Regions from separate parts of the Homo sapiens genome. Here region 1 is linked to region 2. Evidence: read pairs that join two places in POLR2A ChIA-PET (ENCODE). Cell type or tissue: HepG2. All regions are shown on one strand. Each heading gives the region's core, and the rest is flanking DNA. Links, peaks and the distances in the headings are about the cores only. Region 1 has its middle 78 kb from the start of GZMB. Region 2 overlaps STXBP6 (syntaxin binding protein 6).

Region 1 (9,084 bases), core at 4,233-6,732, 270 kb after region 2:
GTTTAGAATAGTTTTGCTTTCTTGGTGAATTGACCACTTCTTATATAATGTCTCTGTCTATCCTAGCAATAGTCTTTGTTGAGCTTTCCAAATATTATAAAAGAGGACCAGAAACTGGGGGGCTGATCTAGCCTGGCTCATCATTTTAAAGGTAGTACCTCACATATAAATTGTTTGTAGAATACATAAAATGTATCTTCTTCTGCTTTGCAAAGTCTTAGACCATTTATTGCAGCTAAGCAATGAAGAAATTTTTCCATCTCCTATACTTAAAAGACTGACATATGAAAACATTCTCTTTTTCCTCTAATCACAGCCTTGCCTTGGCTCTCTTTGTGTACTGACCCCAGAGAAGCTCTTGCGTGTTTATAGGGCTGGCACTTGCTGCCCCATCTGTATAAAAACAGCTACTTGCCTGTGGATAAAGTTTCCATTCGCTACAAGGTCAAAATCCCATCGGACTATGCTTACTAACACCTAAGGCCCAAAGCTGCCATCACAGTCCCATCAGTCAAAAGCCAATTACACAACTGTAAGAATCAGCTATGTGGCGTGTCCAAGCCCCACAAATCTCAAAAAACAAAACAAAAAAAATCTTGCAATCCATGCTTACTCCACCTAAGGCTTAACGCCATCAAAACCTTATGTTTTTGGCTCTCCAAATACTACTGCTCATGTGTCTCTCAAGGTTCCTGGCTAGTATTCCAAGTGTTGGGGAAAAGAATGCTATTTGTTGGACTCCAAACTCTATCATCCTCCTATGCCAATGCCAGTCATCATAATTGGTCACAGAGATGTGTAATAAGGCTCATTTCCCCCACATCCAGCCCCACACAGGTTTCAGGTGGTGGTGTTTGTCTTTCTACACCACCCACTCTTCTCTAAATCAATGTCCCTTGCTCTATTTCATAAGGGAAGAGCTTACCAGTATCCTGGGGCAGTGACAAAGGTTGTAAATGTCCCATACAGGACAGCTTGGGTGGCAGCTCAGCCATGTTAGGATTCAGCAGGTGTCCCTCTGCCGGATGAGCCACAGGCAGTGGGCAGGGGCAGCAGTCTGCGTGGTACTTTGCCTCTCTAGGTAGTGATGGCCCTTATTCATGCCTCTCCTCTGCCTCCATCCAGTCAGTTCCTTTCTATATGGCCTCTAGCTGCTTCCACAGTGTGTCCAGGGTCACTGTTTGCTTCCCCCCACCTCCATCCCAGACAGCCCTCCTAATCTCTAGTCAGGGAAGAAGGCATGACCATCAGCCTCTCCTCCGTCTCTTATTAATCTTTATTATGGTATCTCTATGTTTTGTTCCCCTCAGAGTCATCCCTTTTATTCTTATTGACTCTTAGGGGCCTAATTTGGAAGTCAAACCAAAGAAAATAAACTAGATGGGAACTGTTTCTTTCTCTTTCCATCCAGATGTTCTGACTGACTGAGAGAAGGGTCCAAGAGGTGTAGGAAAGTGTGAAGAGTACAGAGATTAATTTTTCAGAACTCTATGTCAGTACAGAGACTTGCCCACACTGCACCAAAAGGGTCTCAGAGTCTCTCCAAAGATGCTCATCAGACACCCATCCCATTAGAGTTGTCCCACCCAAGGAAAGCCATTAACCATCAGAGTCTAGTCAAATGACAGTCCTGGTAGTGGGTTTAGTTGGCAGGCCTTACAAGTTGAGGTGCTGTGGCTGGGAGAGGCGAGGTGGCACCCAGACACATGCTTGTTAGGAGCAGGGCTGGGACTCCAGGCAGCTCAGGTTTAGTCCAATACACTGCACTCTCACCTGGGGTGACTCCATAGGATTGGTTGGCAGCAAACCCAGAGCAAGATTGAGATACAGGGTGGAGGCCAAAGTAAGAGGATGCTGGCTTCTGAAATGAAACCGTCACAGGGAAGGAGAGGCGAGGAAGAGCAGGAGGAATCTCGGCCTGATTTTGCTCAGATGTTGGTGAGCTGGGGTCTGGACACCTTTCTCCAAAAGAACCAAGTCTCAATGGGGTTCTTTTTTGATGCCTTTTAATTGTTTCTCATTCAAAGCTACTTTCTAAGACCAAAAATTTTCCACCTACTTTTACAAATAGAATATAAATGTAATAGAAAATTTAGGGAAGAAGAATACAGCTTCTAGATGGGGGGGAACTGTGTGTGGTGTGTGGCAGAGCTTGAGGCTGCAGCACACACTAAAATCCCAGCCATCGATGTCATTCCCCTTCTGGGGAAAAATAACTCTAGTTGACTGTAATAATAGGATGTTTTAAAAATTGTTCAGATCAGCAGAGAGAGTGCTGTTTTGATGGGACTCTGAGGTAAACTCTTGGGTGAGTCAGAGATACAATGGGAAAAATTACCGACGCTTGGGAGATTTTGAAATACTGGCCTTGCACTTACAATCCCAGAAAAAAATGTAGGTTTGATAGATTTTTCAAAGTTGATGAAGGGCAAGAGTGGCTGTTTTTTTATTCCCCAGCCGACTTTTCAGATTCAAGGCTCACATGGGGAGTCATTCTGAGGGAATTTTGGCCATCTCTGCCAACTGTAATTATGGCTGGACGCTAAAGGGTACCTTGAATAAGGATCAGGAACTGTGGTTGTCCTGAATTGTCCTTTATCTAGTGACTGAGGCTGAATCTACATGGTTCAAAGTGCACTTAGGATTCAGTCACTCACCAGTTTCAGCATAGCCACTTCTCCCCCATCCGCAGCTCATACCACAATCTTTGCATAGATGACACTCCAGCCCCACTGGTGTTTTTGGTGTTTCTCATGCATGCCATGGGCATTTCCACCTGAGAGCCTTTGAACTTGTTGTTTGCCCTATCTGGAATGCTCTTGTCTGGATCTGTGCGTGGATGGCTTTCTCTCATCGTTCAGGCCACTCTTCAGAGGCCTCTCTCATCATTCAGGCCACTCTTCAGAGGCCTCTCTCACCAGACATCCTAAAGGAGTTCCTCAGGCCTTCCCCTTCCCTCCTCCATGTCTTATTTTCTTCCGAGCACATATTTCTACTATTTTCTGATTTGTCCATTCTTTTCCTGACTTTCTCCCCAGAAGAATGTAAGTCCTCTAGGAGCAGGAACTCTGGCTTACTTGCTCACTGCTATGGTCCCAGCACCTAGAGCCGCACCTGGCACACAGTAGACGCTCGAGAAGTGTTTGTTAGAGAGCTGAGGAAAGGACGGTGGTGGGTGGCCTGTCTGGGGCTGCTGGATAGGGAGGCCAGCTGCTCCACCTGTCCAAAAGGAAGCACACACACTCACAGGCATGCTGCAGGCCTCAGGGGAGCACACCAGGGCATTAACAAAGCCATTCTCTCACCAGGGCTTCCGTGTTGGGTCCACAGTTGAAAGAAAAAATTATAGGATTTGGGCTGATGGTCGCATCTGTCATGTACCAGCTGGTTTTCAAGATAGTGAGGACAGCCACAGAGCTTTCTCATTTTAGGTACAGCAACAGTTTCCCCACTCATTTTTAATGATGATTTCTTTGCTTTTCTTTGAAGTGTATCCACAGCAGGTGGCCTGTCCTGTTTCCAGGAGTTGAAAGATGGGTGTGGGGAAAGTTGACAAGCCTTCTAACAGCAAGAGGATGAGATCACTGGTCCTGGTTCTTTGCAAGATAATATGGTGGACTTTGTTAAGATTAAAGGCAATCACTATTTATGTGCTTCAAGAATTTTCAAGAATTTTAGAATGAGTGAAACCTCCCCCAGGGTCACCTAGTTCAACGTTCCACCAACTGTGACACTTTTCATGACATGGTTAATGAATAATTGTCTGGCCTTTGCTAGAATAGATTCAACTACACCACAGGGCAGGCAGCCACTATTTTACTGCTGAGAAAACTTTTCTAAGGAGATTTCCAATTAAATTGATTCTTTATTTTTCTTTAAAACACCTTTTCTGTGGACAGTTGGTGGATATTTTTAAGTTTGGGATTTGGACCATATGGAGTAAAATATTTAGAAATGTTTAGAGCTATTTTGTCCCTTCTGAAAATGAGATTGAGAATAACCTGAGAGAAAATATAACACCATTGGCTTTCCCATTCATAAACACATTCTGCTTGGCACTTCTCTGACATTCTGTGATGTGAGGGAGCCTAGAGTTTATATTTCATTTGCACATTATCCCACTGCGATAGGAAATTATTTCTCCTTGGCCAACTCTTATCATGCAGATTGCTCTAAAATCAGATTACAGCTGCTTGTTTTGATTGATTAGTTAGTTCTGCCTTTTAAAAATCACTTATGTCTCTTATCAGTGAGAATAAAGCTAAGAATGCAATTGCAACATTTACTTACGGGTTTCTAAGGGTGTTTTAACAAGAAGCTGAGCAGAAACAGCTCCTGTATAAAAGCGAAGCAGAAACAAACTTCTTCACAATTATCAGTAAATCCATCAAATAACCCAAGGAGACACAGAATTTTTATTTTATTTTATTTTTTACTTTATTATTATTATTATTATTATTATTATTATTATTATTATTATTTGAGACAGGGTCTCGCTCTGTCGCCCAGGCTGGAGTGCAGTGGCGCGATCTCCGCTCACTTTCAAGCTCCGCCTCCCGGGTTCACGCCATTCTCCTGCCTCAGCCTCCCAAGTAGCTGGGATTACAGGAGCATGCCACCACGCCCAGCTAATTTTTTGTATTTTTAGTAGAGACAGAGTTTCACCCTGTTAGCCAGGATGGTCTCAATCTCCTGACCTCGTGATCTGCCCGCCTCGGCCTCCCAAAGTGCTAGGATTGCAGGCGCAAGCCACAGCGCCAGGACAACACAGAATATTATTAAGTGAAATGAAGTCCAGCTTTACAGCACTGAGCAACCATTAAGTGCCAGTTTATTCCAGGAGCTGCAGGGGATGGAGGACGAATAGAACTTTGAAGTTCACACTCACAGGGTCCAAAGTAGACGCCTGCATCTCTGTCCATCCTCCCCTCAAGGGAAATCATGTAGTGTATCCACTTAATGTTCTGGCCAATTATAGCAGTAATTTAAGGGATAAGAGAAGGAGAGGCAGTAGCTATTGGAGATGCCATGTGTATCCTAGGCTCTGGGTTGGACATTCTGGTGTGAGTCCAGTTCTGTACTTGCTGGCTTTTTGACCGTGGGCACATTTTTTTTAACCTCTCTGTATTTGTTTCTTTGTCTGCAAAATGGTAAAACTATTTTCCTTGCAAGGTTTTTGAGATTAGAGATCACATATGTAACGCTCCCAGCCGAATGTGTAGCTCTAGGTCTTCAGGGATGTGGCAGCCGCCAGGACTGGGTTGGTTTTTCCATGTCAAGGGCCATCCTATCCAGCTGCAGGCATGCTGGCTAGGCACACAACATTCAACGGTTTTTAAGTTTGTCTTGCTGGAAGGTGACCGTGGAGGATCTGCGCCAAGACAAGCTGCTGAGGCCTCTTCTGGTCCTGGGTTCTTCGGCAAGGGCTGCTTCTGTGCAAGGGGGAAGACTCAGGGCACAGGGCTGCAACTCACGCAGCGCAGACAGAAGCGCTGAGAAGGCGGCTGAGAGGAGGCCAGAGAAGAAAATCCTAGATAATGTGTTTAATTTGATCCGTTCCCTGGAGTCATTAAAATGCATCCTCCCCTGGACTCTCAAATTCTTGAGCTGAAATAATCAGTCCAACAGGCTTTTTTTTTTTTTTTTTTTTTTTTTCTGAAAATAATGAAAGCATACTTTATGATGCGTTCAAAATTCTCAGGCCTGTTGAGATACTGCCCTCTAGTGTTCAGGGATGGGCGCAACCTCTTTGGGAAACTGCTTGGCCGACCAGCTTGTTAGCTGATGCATCTCCAAAGGAAAGCTAAAAAAATGCAAGGCTGACCCCAGATAACTCGTTCAACATAAGGGGTTGAGATGGGGGTGGGGATTCAAATTCCTATTCCCGTGATAGAGAAACACAAAATTTTCTGTCGCTTATTTTCAAAGGGACCCCACCTGAATTCAGAGGGAATTATTGACCTCTACGGCATCCTCTTGCCAAGGGGGAAGAAAAATACTCGAAATGACTGACACTTTCCTCCCTGTCTCTCTTCCTCTAGCTCCCTTCCATTTATTGAGCAGCTACCAAAGCATAGCCGTCAAAATATGGACACAGGCAGTCTGAGTTCACAGGCTGGCTTCACAATTTGCCATTTGTGCAAATTAGGGTAAGTGACTTAATCTCCCTGTGTCCCACGTTTTTAAATCTATAAAACAGGGATAAAAATTTTACCTACCTCATAGGCATATTCTAACAATGCATGAGATGCTTGGAGTACATTTAAGGTACTTTGAACAAGACCTTTCACACTGTAAACATTTAATAAAATAAGTTATTATTAGTCGTTATTGTATCCTTCTCTGTCTCAGGCTTTGTCCTAGGTTCCTCGGGAGGCAGCTGGGAAGACAGGCATGGCCCCTGCCCTCATAAAACATATATCCACAAATCCTGGGCTTCAAGCTGTCAGGGATTTTATCCATACTGGAGGGCAAAGAAGAGTAAAGCTCCCAAAGTATGTTTTTAAAAATCCAAGAGAAAACAATTTATGATAGCTCAAGAGCCCGCTAGGAAATATTAGTGCCAATTTTCCCAAACAGAGGTAGAAGTTCCACAGGTATGTCTCTGGATGCCTTGAGAACTTCTCCTTTTCTCAGACATCACTAATGAGATACAATTCTCCTTCTATTTCCAGAGTTTATCCACACCTTTAGCTAAAGGGCAACATTAGCCTTCAGATATTGAATATGGAGCTACTTAACTTGAGTCATGCTGTCTTTCTCTGCTTAAAATTCTATTCCTTTGCCTTTCAGAATTACAGTCTCCAGGAGGCCCCTGCTAAAACACACATGTTCTTAGATATGTTTATTATTATTCATCCTTTATATGTTATTAATCTTTAACACCAGGTATGAGATTAATTTGTTAATTCCTTCCTAACTTGATGGCTAAATTCAGGGACGTTTAGGATGAGTGCATTTTTAAAATAACTTTTTCTAATTTTAAAAATACTAAATGCTCATTGTAGAAAATGTAATAGAGAAAACCCTAAAGAAGAAAATTATCCCCACCATGAGACAACTAATCTTAACATTTGATTCTTCTTTCCAGCTACATAATTATGGATTTATCTATAATCAATAGGTCAGCTGGAATTGCATGGACTTTGAGGTCTGGATAAAATGATGCAAACCTTAGTTCTCTCCTTGTAAGAGCCCAAAGCCCTCCCCTAAATTTCTGCAGATGGATGAGGATTTTATTTTTTCACAGTTGGCTCTTGGTTCCAGCTTCTGCCTCCATAAATGTTACCCTGCTTATTACCAGGTCTGCCCCCTTGCCCAATGCACACAGTTGTGCATGTGTGAGTGCATGCACAAGCACACATGTACATACACACACACACACACACACAGTTCATATTTGTGCCTGTGGTAGGCTGACGACCAGAGAGTAAAAGTACATTGCAGCATACAGCTTCAAATAAAACATCAGCCAGGCCTTCCGCACAATGTCCTTTGGCCATCCCCACTGCCCCAGGATCCCCACCAGCCACCATATGCCCTACTGTCCTCAGCCTGGAAATACCTCTGGGCTCTCTTTCCCTGATTCGGGGCTCATGCAGAGCAATTTAGCCACTGCCTGCTGTTTCTTATACTCCTACCAACTCTTCACCCTCAGGCCTCTCCTTCTAAGTCAAATGCCTCTATCAAATTATTTTCTTTTTCTTTCTCTTTTTTTTTCTTTTCTTTTTTTTTTTTTTTTTTTTTGAGATGGAGTCTCACTCTGTCGCCCAGGCTGGAGTGCAGTGGTGCGATCTCGGCTCACTGCAATCTCCGCCACCCGGGTACACACCATTCTCCTGCCTCAGCCTCCTGAGCAGCTAGGACTACAGGCGCCCGCCACCATGCCCAGCTAATTTTTTTTTTTTGTATTTTTAGTAGAGACGGGGTTTCACCATGTTAGCCAGGATGGTCTCGATCTCCTGACCTCGTGATCCGCCCGCCTCAGCCTCCCAAAGTGCTGGGGTTACAGGTGTGAGCCACCGCGCCCGGCCTATCAAGTTATTTTCTAAAGCAGAACAGTTTCTCCCTAAAAGGAATGTTGCTATTAGTAGTTAAAATAATGAAATTTATACCCTTATTACATTTTTAATGCTGTGTATATCGTATAGTTTTGTATTGTTTTTCAAGCAAACAACATTATGAACATGTTACTGTGTCAAAAATTATTCAAAAAAACCCACATATTTCATCATCAAAATGAGTACGTGTTCTTGGAGGAAGGGGCAGGTCAGAAGCATAAAGGACATGAGAGGGCCAGGCCTCCATGGGCACCCTAGGACTGAGGTTAGTTATGGGAGGACATGGTGCTCCTGTCTCCCCTGGGGAAAGGAACAACATATTACAAAAAAGAAATAGGAAGCAACCTTGGAATATTCCATAATTTAGCTTAGGCCAAGCTCTGTTAAGGGGTGGGACTAACATTATCCTCAGCATAGCTTTTGCTGAGACACTAGAAATTTAGAACATTCTGAATGTGATTGAAGCAAGAGATAGAATAATAAATCCAATTTATTTAAGGTGACAATGCATCAGTTATGATCTATGCTAATGTACCACATAGGGCACACAGTTGGAAGTAGACGCAGTGAAGATAGAATTCGGGAAATGGTGGTGCTTACCTAGCTTTTTACAGATTCTGAGTGCTAGAATCTTCATATCCACAAGGTCCCTCCTGAATGTGTATTTATATAATAGTACCTAGAAGGGTTCTTTAAGTCAAGGCTTTATGACGATAACAGGGACCTTGCAAGAAATTAGACTCATATGAAATTTACTATATAACAACAATGCATTGCAGTGAATCCTCACCCCGTCCTGCCTCAGCCATCAGGACTGCATGGGATGCTATGTGGCACAGGTAAGGGTGGAGTGGCGACCTTTCTCTGCTGTGTCTCATACTGCTCTTGCCCCTGCCATGAGACTGAGGGTGTACACTTGCTTCAGGGCCCTATTAAAATCAAATTTCAGAAATGCTTGTTTTATACTTACTTTAGTTGTATCCTTTAAGCAATTTCTATGAAGGGGATCATAGAAAATCCCTCA
Region 2 (9,084 bases), core at 3,266-5,765:
TTTATAGGTTTCAAACTCTTAAAAAATGGAGGCTTTCTTTAAAGGCTCATTATTTTTTCACTGTTATATTTTAAGTCTTTTCCAAAATAGAATTAGCTTAAATCAAGAAAACTTAAAATTTACCTAAAGCTTGAGTCAACAAATATCTAATATAAAAAGCTCATGTTATGCTTGCTGGAGAGTTTATGTTTCTGTTTGTTTCTTTATTTTTAATGGTAGACACATCTTCTTGTTTTCTTTTTAAATCTGCAATTTCTGTTATCAATCATACCCTCCTCTAAGGGGAAAACAACTGACCTACTATGCAAACTTTTTACTTCCTTTCATATATGGGTTTAGTGCTTTTCCTTCTGTCTTTTCTTCAGTGTAAGCAAAAGAAACAAACTAATTCAGCAAGTAGTGCAGAACCTAGCAGATAATTAAAATGTTTATTTTCATGTTAAGTCAATCTTTATGTGGCTTTTGCCTGTATTTGAACATGGTTGGAATAGATTTGGCTATTTCCAGTGCTGTCTGCTGTAAGTGATGTTCTCAAGTCAACATATTGTTTTCTTAGTTTGCTGACTAGTTGTTGGATACTACAATGACATGATTGCTCAGTAAAAATAGGGGAATGTCAAAAAGTTGAGCTCTTTTTAATTTTTTTCTGTTACTACCTTCCTCTTTTGATGTGGTTCAATTCACTTTTCAAGGTTTGTTCTATGTTTTAGATTGATAATCTCGTCAGTATCCATAATACACCAATGAGTGTATTCTAGCCTGGCCTTCACTATGATTCTTTATTTCTACCCATTACTGTAGAAAGGGTACATGGATACTGTAGAACTGGCTTAACTGGTCCTTGGAATTTAAACTTGTGAATGTGGAGTTCCTATTAATAGAATCCCTTGGAATGAGTGATGCTTATGAAATCTTCGTCTTACCTCAATAAATCCTCCAAATGACATATCCTATGTAGCTTTTGTTGGTGGTGTTATTTTTTGGCTTTGTCATATCATTTGTGAAAGTTAGGATGTAGTAATTGACAAGATTAAAAGGTACACCCGCAATGTAAATAAACTTGTGTAAACACAGATCTTGTGGTCAGGGTTTGTTCTTTGGATATCAGACTTACAAGAAGAATGTGTATACTGGACATATAAACAAGGAAAGAGGAGATGAAAATAATCTAGGTTTATAGTTGAAGCAGACATGAGTCATGGGCTCAGAGAATCCTGTGAACATAATGTCTTTTACACAGGGAGAGTTAGTATGTACAGGGAAAAGAAAGCCAATCGGGTCTCATAGTCTTTGGCAGTCTGATGGCAGAAAAGCAATTCCTCGTTTCCTTCCTTAAAGAATTAAACAGTATGACCAGGGCTGTTGTGTACGGTTGTGTTGTTTTTACATTGTTCCAGAGTTATTCATCTAAGAGAGCAAGCGCAGGCTAACGCGTAGCTGGTGCTCTGTTCACCAGGTTGAAGGCTCCAGCATTGAGCTGCAATTGGACAGAAGAAGGGTACCATTTTCTTCCTACAAAGTTATCTTCTAAGCCTTGTCATTATTCACAGCGTTTGCTCTCCTTTCTCACAGCTTTTTGAGGGTGGGAGTTTGCTAATTTACTTTGGGGTTCTCAACACTATGCCTGGACTGGAGTTGAAAAAAGAATATGGTCAACTTATAATTGGGTCTCAATAAAATGTATTTTGATAGGTCTTCCAGGTTTGGTGGAAAGAATGTGCCTTAAAACCGCAATTTTCAAGGAGCACTCCACTGAGATTTTAGTGGAGTACGAAGACTGTCCTGCAGAATCTCTGACCTGTTTCCTTGTTTCAAAATCCAGAGATAATCATATTAACGTTTTGGCAAACTATTTTCTAGACATCTCTTTATGCATGTAAATATACACATAAAATTGCAAATTCATGAGCTCATTTTCTGTTTTATAACCTCCTTGTTTTCACTCTGTATTATTTCTTGGCAATTTTTCCAAGTCAATATCTGTAGGTCTGTGCCACAATTTTAAAAGGATATGTAATATTCTGTTGGGTGGATGGGCTATACTGTATTTAACCAATGAAGATTGATGGGTATTTAGGTTGTTTATGATGATTTTTTCTTAAAAATGGATCTGAGGTAAACATGCATCTGTAACACACACATGGTGTGTGCATGCTCACACCATTTTTTCTAATGGTAGAGTTGCTGGCTCAAAAGGTTTCAACTCATATTAATCTCTGTTGGAGAGGAATTATAACACTTCCTCATAATCCTTGCACCAATTGGGTGTGTTAAAAATGACATAGTTTACCCTTCATAAAAACACATATCTGGGCTGGGCACGCACCTGTAATCCCAGCACTTTGGGAGGCTGAGGCAGGTGGATCACTTGAGGTCAGGAGTTGGAAACCAGCCTGGCCAACATGGTGAAACCCCATCTCTACTAAAATACAAAAATTAGCCGGGCATGGTGACATACACTTGTAATTCCAGCTACTCAGGAGGCTGAGGCAGGAGAATTGCTTGAACCTGGGAGACAGAGGTTGCAGTGAGCCAAGATGGTGCCACTGCACCCCAGCCTGGGCAACAGTGAGACTCTGCCTCAAAAAAAAAAAATACTCACATACATATCTGAAGATTCTAATTTACAGTTTTGAAGCAAACTTTGGAAGATATATTCAGTGGCTCTCTTGATTACACATTTGGGATTAGATATAGAAATACTTTGTAAATCATGAAGTGCTATGTAAACTTCAATGATTCATTACTAGGGCTTTACAAAATATTTGCCATGTACACTTGTTTCTGGGGTCTTTTTATTTGTTTTATAAGTAATTCATTAAATACAGGGGGAAAACCCAAAGATAGTGGCTCTGGACCTGGTTGTATAGCAGAATAAACTGAAGAAGTCATTCAGAAAACAAGTTGCAGGCCCTAGCCCCAGATCCCCTGAATCTCTGTGAGCAGGACCTGGGCACCCAGGTGATGTTCATGTGCAGTTTTTGTTTGGAGTTTCTACTTTAAGATATTTTTTTTCCTATCTTCAACTATTTTTCTAGCAGAACAGATAATGTTTTTAGTTTTTATTCATATCCCCATTATTTTTCATGTTTAGAAGTTTCTGGCTCCTTTAAGTATGTTGTTAGAGGATTTGCTGAATGTCTATTGATTTTACCCTAATTTTGTAAAGCTTGTGAAGCCTTAAATATGGGTTCTTGGTCTGCTATTCCCATCTGGTTTCTCACCATGGCAAGCCCATCCAATAGCCCTTGTTTGTAGCAATAAAGAGTGATTGAACTTGAAGTGATTGTACTTTTAAGACTTCAAATGTTGTCACCAGATTAAAGTTACCTGTCTATTCTAATAGCATATCTGACTTCCTTTTTAGAATCTACTTATAAGAACTAGTAGTTAAGAGTAGTAGTTGAATTACATGGAAAAACTGGTTGGTGGACTAAAATTTTTGTCTAATTTATTGTTTATTCACATGCCTACATACCATGGAAAGACTAAAGCTTTCAACTTGAGAACTGTCTTATCAAAGAGAAACATTATCTAAGTAAACATTTTGTTAAAAATCAGTAACTCTTTCTTAAACACTTTTAAAGGGGCTAAATTGGCCTCATATTATCTCCTTGATCTTAATATATGACATCAGAAAAAATAAAATTGATTTTCTTTGCATAAAAGCTTGTATATTTTCTGACTACCTGTTAAAGTTTTTGAACTTTGGAGCAAAATTAACATTTTTAGATTTCTAGGTTTAGTGATATATAATAACATCTGTTTTGTAGCATTTAGTATGTCTATATTGTGGCTTTTAAGGGAAGTAATTTAACATTTCTCCATTTAGATTTTAACATTTACAAAATTGTCTTTTTCCTTGTTAAGATTATTGTGTTTCTTTGTCAATAGCTGAGGCATGGAGAAGAAGCAGTTAAGTACAGTTAAGCTTGAATCATATTCATCCTTTGGAATATGACATTGGACAGTGTAGAGGGCTGATTGTGGTAAAGTAAGAGCAGTACTGGAGTCCTTTAGAGGAAGCATCAAAATTATTCAGGCCGGGGATGGTGAAGACCCAAACTAAGGCAGAGGAAGTGAGAATGAAGAAAAGCTAGTCTAGAAATATTAAATCAAATCCACAGGACTTGGTGATTGGTTCGTTATGGGGATTTGAAAGGGTTGAGGGAGAAGGAAGGGTCTAGGTTAGGTCTCAGTGGAAATGCTCAGTCTACAGCTAGGTATATGGGTTTAAAGCCAGAAAGACACTCTGAGTTGGATGCATGATTAGTGTCATCAACATTATAGGTGGGACTTAAAATTGAATTTGTAGAATTTCAAAAACAAAGTGGTAATGCAAAGAAGTCTAATTTTAGAGAATCTTATTTCTCTTATTTCTAACTTATTTGGGTTCACCAAACTGAAGTTCCGTTGAAGTAGGAAAGACTAGCTGATTTTCCCCCCAGAGTCTTCCAGGGTGACATCATCTTGGTTCTTAACTTCAAAGACTCTGAAACTTGTTATCAGCATGCTGACTGCATCTGCTTTAGTGTTGAGACACATTAACTAGCTTATGAGACTGATGTCTAAAATTCTTGGTTACTCATTTACAATAGGAAGTATAATTGTTACATAGTCTAGAATAATTGTGTGGCACAGCCACAAGGCCAAAACTTGATCAGAGGATTGCATGTTAAACATGGGATCAGAACAGAGGAGTTAATGAAGTTAGATCAACTATCTAACAGTATTAAGCTAAATAGATGGCACTGTTGCCTTACCAGAGGAGATTCTTTCTTCTCACATGAAAAATATTTAAGGGCTGTAGACTATACTTCCCTAGAACTACCTGCATGATAATGAATGCCTTAACAATGGAGGTTTTTAATTTGCTGCAGTTCCTACTACTACTCTTGGTCTCCTGACCACAGATGACAAATACCAGTTCCACTACTGGAAACCAAAAATGTTGCATCTTACACCTGTTCCCCTTTGCTTATGCGCTTCATCTACCTGTTCTCTGAGGTCATTTGAGTTTGCAACTCCTAACCTAAAGGATGGTCTTATTTCCTAGTTACTTGGGCAGTGGAAAGGCATCACACTACAGTAGCCATGCATTAACAAGAATGGTATGTATAGATGTGATGGCACAAAGTGAGAAGATCAGAACTAACTGTGATTAGTTTTTTGTAACTAACACTTATGGGAACCAGCTGCTTTGACTTGCAAATCATATTGTAGGTTGGTTTCTTGGATGGAAAAATTTTGTAATTACAACCTGTAGAAGCAGGAAAAGAAAAGGCTTCCATGGGGTGATATAGGTTGGAGTAACTAGTGATCATTGGTGTACCATTGCTGTTATATTCATCTTAATTTCTTACAGTGGGTTCTCAGCCTTGGGATGGACAATGATTTACCAACACTAAGACGTAAGGCTTGATAAAGCTGCTTAGATGGAGAGAAAAAAATCCTGTGCATTGTCTTCCTATATTCTCTCCTGAAATGATTCATCCTTTCCATTCCCATCACTACATTTCTGGTCTAGGTTTTAGCTCCTCTCTAGGCTCAGAGCATTTAAATTAGGTGGCAGAATGACTGCATGGCTGCATGAGAACCAGTTAGAGTTGTTTAAAATACAGATCCCAGGATTCTAATTTGGTGGGTATAAAGGAAGGACCCAGGGGTCTGCGTTTTTGAAAAGCTCTCCATGCTGAATTCAGACATACAATCAGATTTGGGATACTCTTAAGTTATTGCTATGAAGTTATGACAGTACCCCTTTTACTTTCTGATTCTTTTCCATCTAATCTGCTGTGCATTATTACCATTCCCAGGGTGACATTAAAAACATGTATACATGTGTGCTCCACACTGTCCTGTTAGTGTCATTGCCCTGAATAAAAACTTTTGATAATTTCACATAGAATGAATCTGATAATCTCCTAGTGAGTATCCTAAAGAGTGATGCCTATAAATTCCTTATCCTTGTGATACTTAGTACAAAACCATCCCTATAAGAGACTGTTTATCTGTAGGTGGAGGGTCTCACACTGATGGGTGAGAAAGGTGAGGATTTGTAAATAAAGTTGGGTTTCACTTTTACAAATACCTTTGGTATAGATTGCTGCATTTACTCAATTTCTTCAAGTTCAGAGGGATTTTTATCTTTTCATATCATAGTAGGAGAATTAATAAAAATGTTTCATTTTTAAGCATTTTTTAATTATTCAGGCAACAGAATAAGTGTTCTGCATATATTGTTTCATTTAATTCTTTAGTTCCAGGAGGTAGGTGAAGACATCTCTATGTTGTAGTTAATAAACTAAGGGTCTGTAATTTTAAGAGATTTACCCAGAAATCACATAAGTCTTAGGTGTTGGAGTTAAAATTTGAACCTGAGTTTGTTTGATTCTAAAACTTGTGCTCCATGAAGAAGTTACTGGCTTTATCTATTCTCTCTCTCTCTCTTGTTCTTGGTCACTGACTATCAGTATTTAAAAAAAAAATAAAAGGTCATTTCTATTTCTCACCAGTTTTTAAAAAGAACAGGATTTCCTAAGCTTGGTAAAACCACATTATCTCTTTCTTTCCTTTTTCTGACAGATTTTATATGATAAAATGATAGCTTTCTTTTTCTTTTAACTACAGTTTTTGAAAACTGTGGACCTGAGATGAAAAAGCAAAAGCCATGACAGCTGGGAAGGCACTGGTCCGAGAACACCGGGTGAGACAGGGCGCGGTGGCTCATGCCTGTAATCCCAGCACGTAGGGAGGCCGAGGCGGGTGCATCACTTGAGATCAGGAGTTTTGAGACCAGCCTGGCCAACATAGTGAAACCCTATCTCTACTAAAAATACAAAAATTAGCTGGGCGTGGTGGTAGGCACCTGTAATCACAGCTACTGGGGAGGCTGAGGCAGTAGAATCGATTGAACCGGAGAAGTGGAGGTTGCAGTGAGTCAAGATTGTACCACTGCACTCCAGCCTGGGTGATAAAGCAAGACTCTGCCTCAAAAAAAAAAAAAAAAAAAAAAAAAAAAGAGCGCCCAGTCAGCTCAGGACTTTGGCTTGCTTTCTACATTGCTTATCAAATGGTTTGAAGCCACTGTGCTACCACTGGCTTTCTTTTTCACCTGTACCCAAATAGTGAGAGGCAAGTGGCCTTGGAGCTAGAAAATAACCAGTATGTGTTTCTTTCTTTAAAAAAAATAAATAAAAGTCCCTGATAAATTGTAACATCTTGCCTAGGAAAGTCATGGGGTAAATTATGAAATTCTGTTGCCAACTTGTAGGAAATCATACCGTATCAGTTAGTGATCAGCATTTGAAAAACAGGTCCCCCTCCACTGTTGTCATTTTGTTCTTGGCCAGCATGAAGAACCTGGTGGTGATGATAAAATGTTGGGATTGGAGCACAAGTAGATGTGGGTATTAGATCTATAATTTCTAGGATATCTAGATACATATTCTTTGTGTATGTATAGATAGGTATTCTTGTGTCACTAAGAAAACCTGCCCTATTACAGAATAAAAACTAGGAGAAATTTCTTTAACTAGAAAGGTGTTCTTTTTTAATATATCACTTTCCTACCAGGAGGTTATAGATGTGAACAGGTTACAGGTAAACAGTTGTGTGGGTAGCATTTGTGAATCTTGCATTGGGAAGGATGATCCCGTGATCTTTTACTATAAACTATCTGGATTTAAGTGAAACCTCTGATGTAGTTAGCAGTCAACTCCTGGAGAACTGGGACCATGTCTTGATTATTTATTGTATCTCTAATACTTATCATAGAAGTGGCACATAGCAGGTGTTTTTGTAACCAGCTGGCTCAGTTTTACAGCAGTCTGATCAACTCTTTGAGCTGTGTTACTGCAGATAGCTATGCTGTTGATCCATATGCGGGATCTCTGATACTCTGCATGTCCAACCCATGGGCCCTCTCTGTGCCTTTAATTTTGATTTGTTGAATTGCCTGAACAAATATCTATTCATTATTAGGGCACAGACTATTTATGACTAGGATGATGGAATGGAGAAAGTTTACTCAAGTTGCTGTAGAATCTTTTTGGATGACAGGCTTAATATTTCAGATTGAACTTGAACATAATAGATATAAATAAGCAGAGTTAAGACCATTGGGGAAGTACAACTTTTAGAAAACTAAATATAACATGGGGGCTATGTATGTGTGTGTTCTGGGGGGAACTCACTGTGAGTCAGCGTCATACTGCTTTATTTTCTTAATTATTGGGCATCCACTGCCAGTTAACCAGAGGAGCATAACATGTGGGAGCTGCTGGGTAACATTTCCAAAATACTTAGCATTAGTCAGATATGTTTTTAGAATTATGTATCCATTTTGGCTGAAGGAAAATGTGGAGTGTTTGTCAAGGGTACAGAGCATGGTAACTAGATGCAGAGGAGCACTGCAAACTAGAACCCATTGGGAGAAGCTAATAAATAAGAATTCATTACTTAGCGTGATCAAAGGCAGAAGAAGGGTATTAATTTAATGGTCTTCTGTTGCATGTATAGTTATTGTGTAGAAGATGATATAATTATTTCCATTATGAATGGAATTAGGGAAATGGATTTACATTAAAGGAGATTTTGAAGGGGCATAAAGAATTTCTTGACTCTAAGGACTGTTGGACAGTGGAAAGACTTGTATTCTGGAAGTGTGAAATATGTTTCTTACAGAACAGGAATAGAGTGGGTACTGCTTGCCAGTTAGAGGGAGGTGCAGTTGGGGTAGTAATTAACAAACTTTCCAGATCCCAGTTTGTACTACTCATCTCATATTGTGTTTGACATTTTTGGGAAGTAAATAAGTACCCCCTTTTTGTCTTTATTTTTTCATAGTTATTACAAATATGAAGACCTTGCTTTTAATGTTTCTATAATACATTTCAAGCAATTATGAGATTAAACTGTAAATTGAAAATTACTTCACCTGCAAATTCACTTGCTGCTGATTATTGTATGAACCCTTACAATGTTGTCAATTCCAACTTTCCTTTCTTTTCCTTCTTTAAAAGATTCACTGCGTGCTGTCCTCACTTGTTCTACAATGAGTGCCAAATCTGCTATCAGCAAGGA

Evidence for each region. ChIA-PET counts read pairs that join two places held together with the same protein. Peaks named below come from ENCODE experiments on the same cell type or tissue, not always from the same donor. Only the 100,000 strongest peaks of a DNase experiment are listed, where the experiment ranks them.
Region 1: POLR2A ChIA-PET joins it to region 2 with 5 read pairs; 2 of 35 experiments call an interaction of 5 or more read pairs at or near these places.

Annotation. Positions count from the first base shown.
Region 1 is chr14:24,707,232-24,716,315 of GRCh38, reverse strand. No RefSeq gene overlaps it. Among named protein-coding and RNA genes, the nearest start is that of GZMB, 78 kb to the right of the region's middle. In HepG2, for the core only: a CTCF peak has its summit at 5,716 (motif pointing left); a DNase peak (open chromatin) is centred at 5,725.
Region 2 is chr14:24,974,790-24,983,873 of GRCh38, reverse strand. It overlaps STXBP6 (syntaxin binding protein 6), which reads left to right. Exons shown (of 6, transcript NM_001394410.1): 2 at 9,024-9,084. The coding sequence starts at 9,056. Among named protein-coding and RNA genes, the nearest start is that of STXBP6, 71 kb to the left of the region's middle. In HepG2, for the core only: no CTCF peak of the experiment used is centred there; a DNase peak (open chromatin) is centred at 4,523.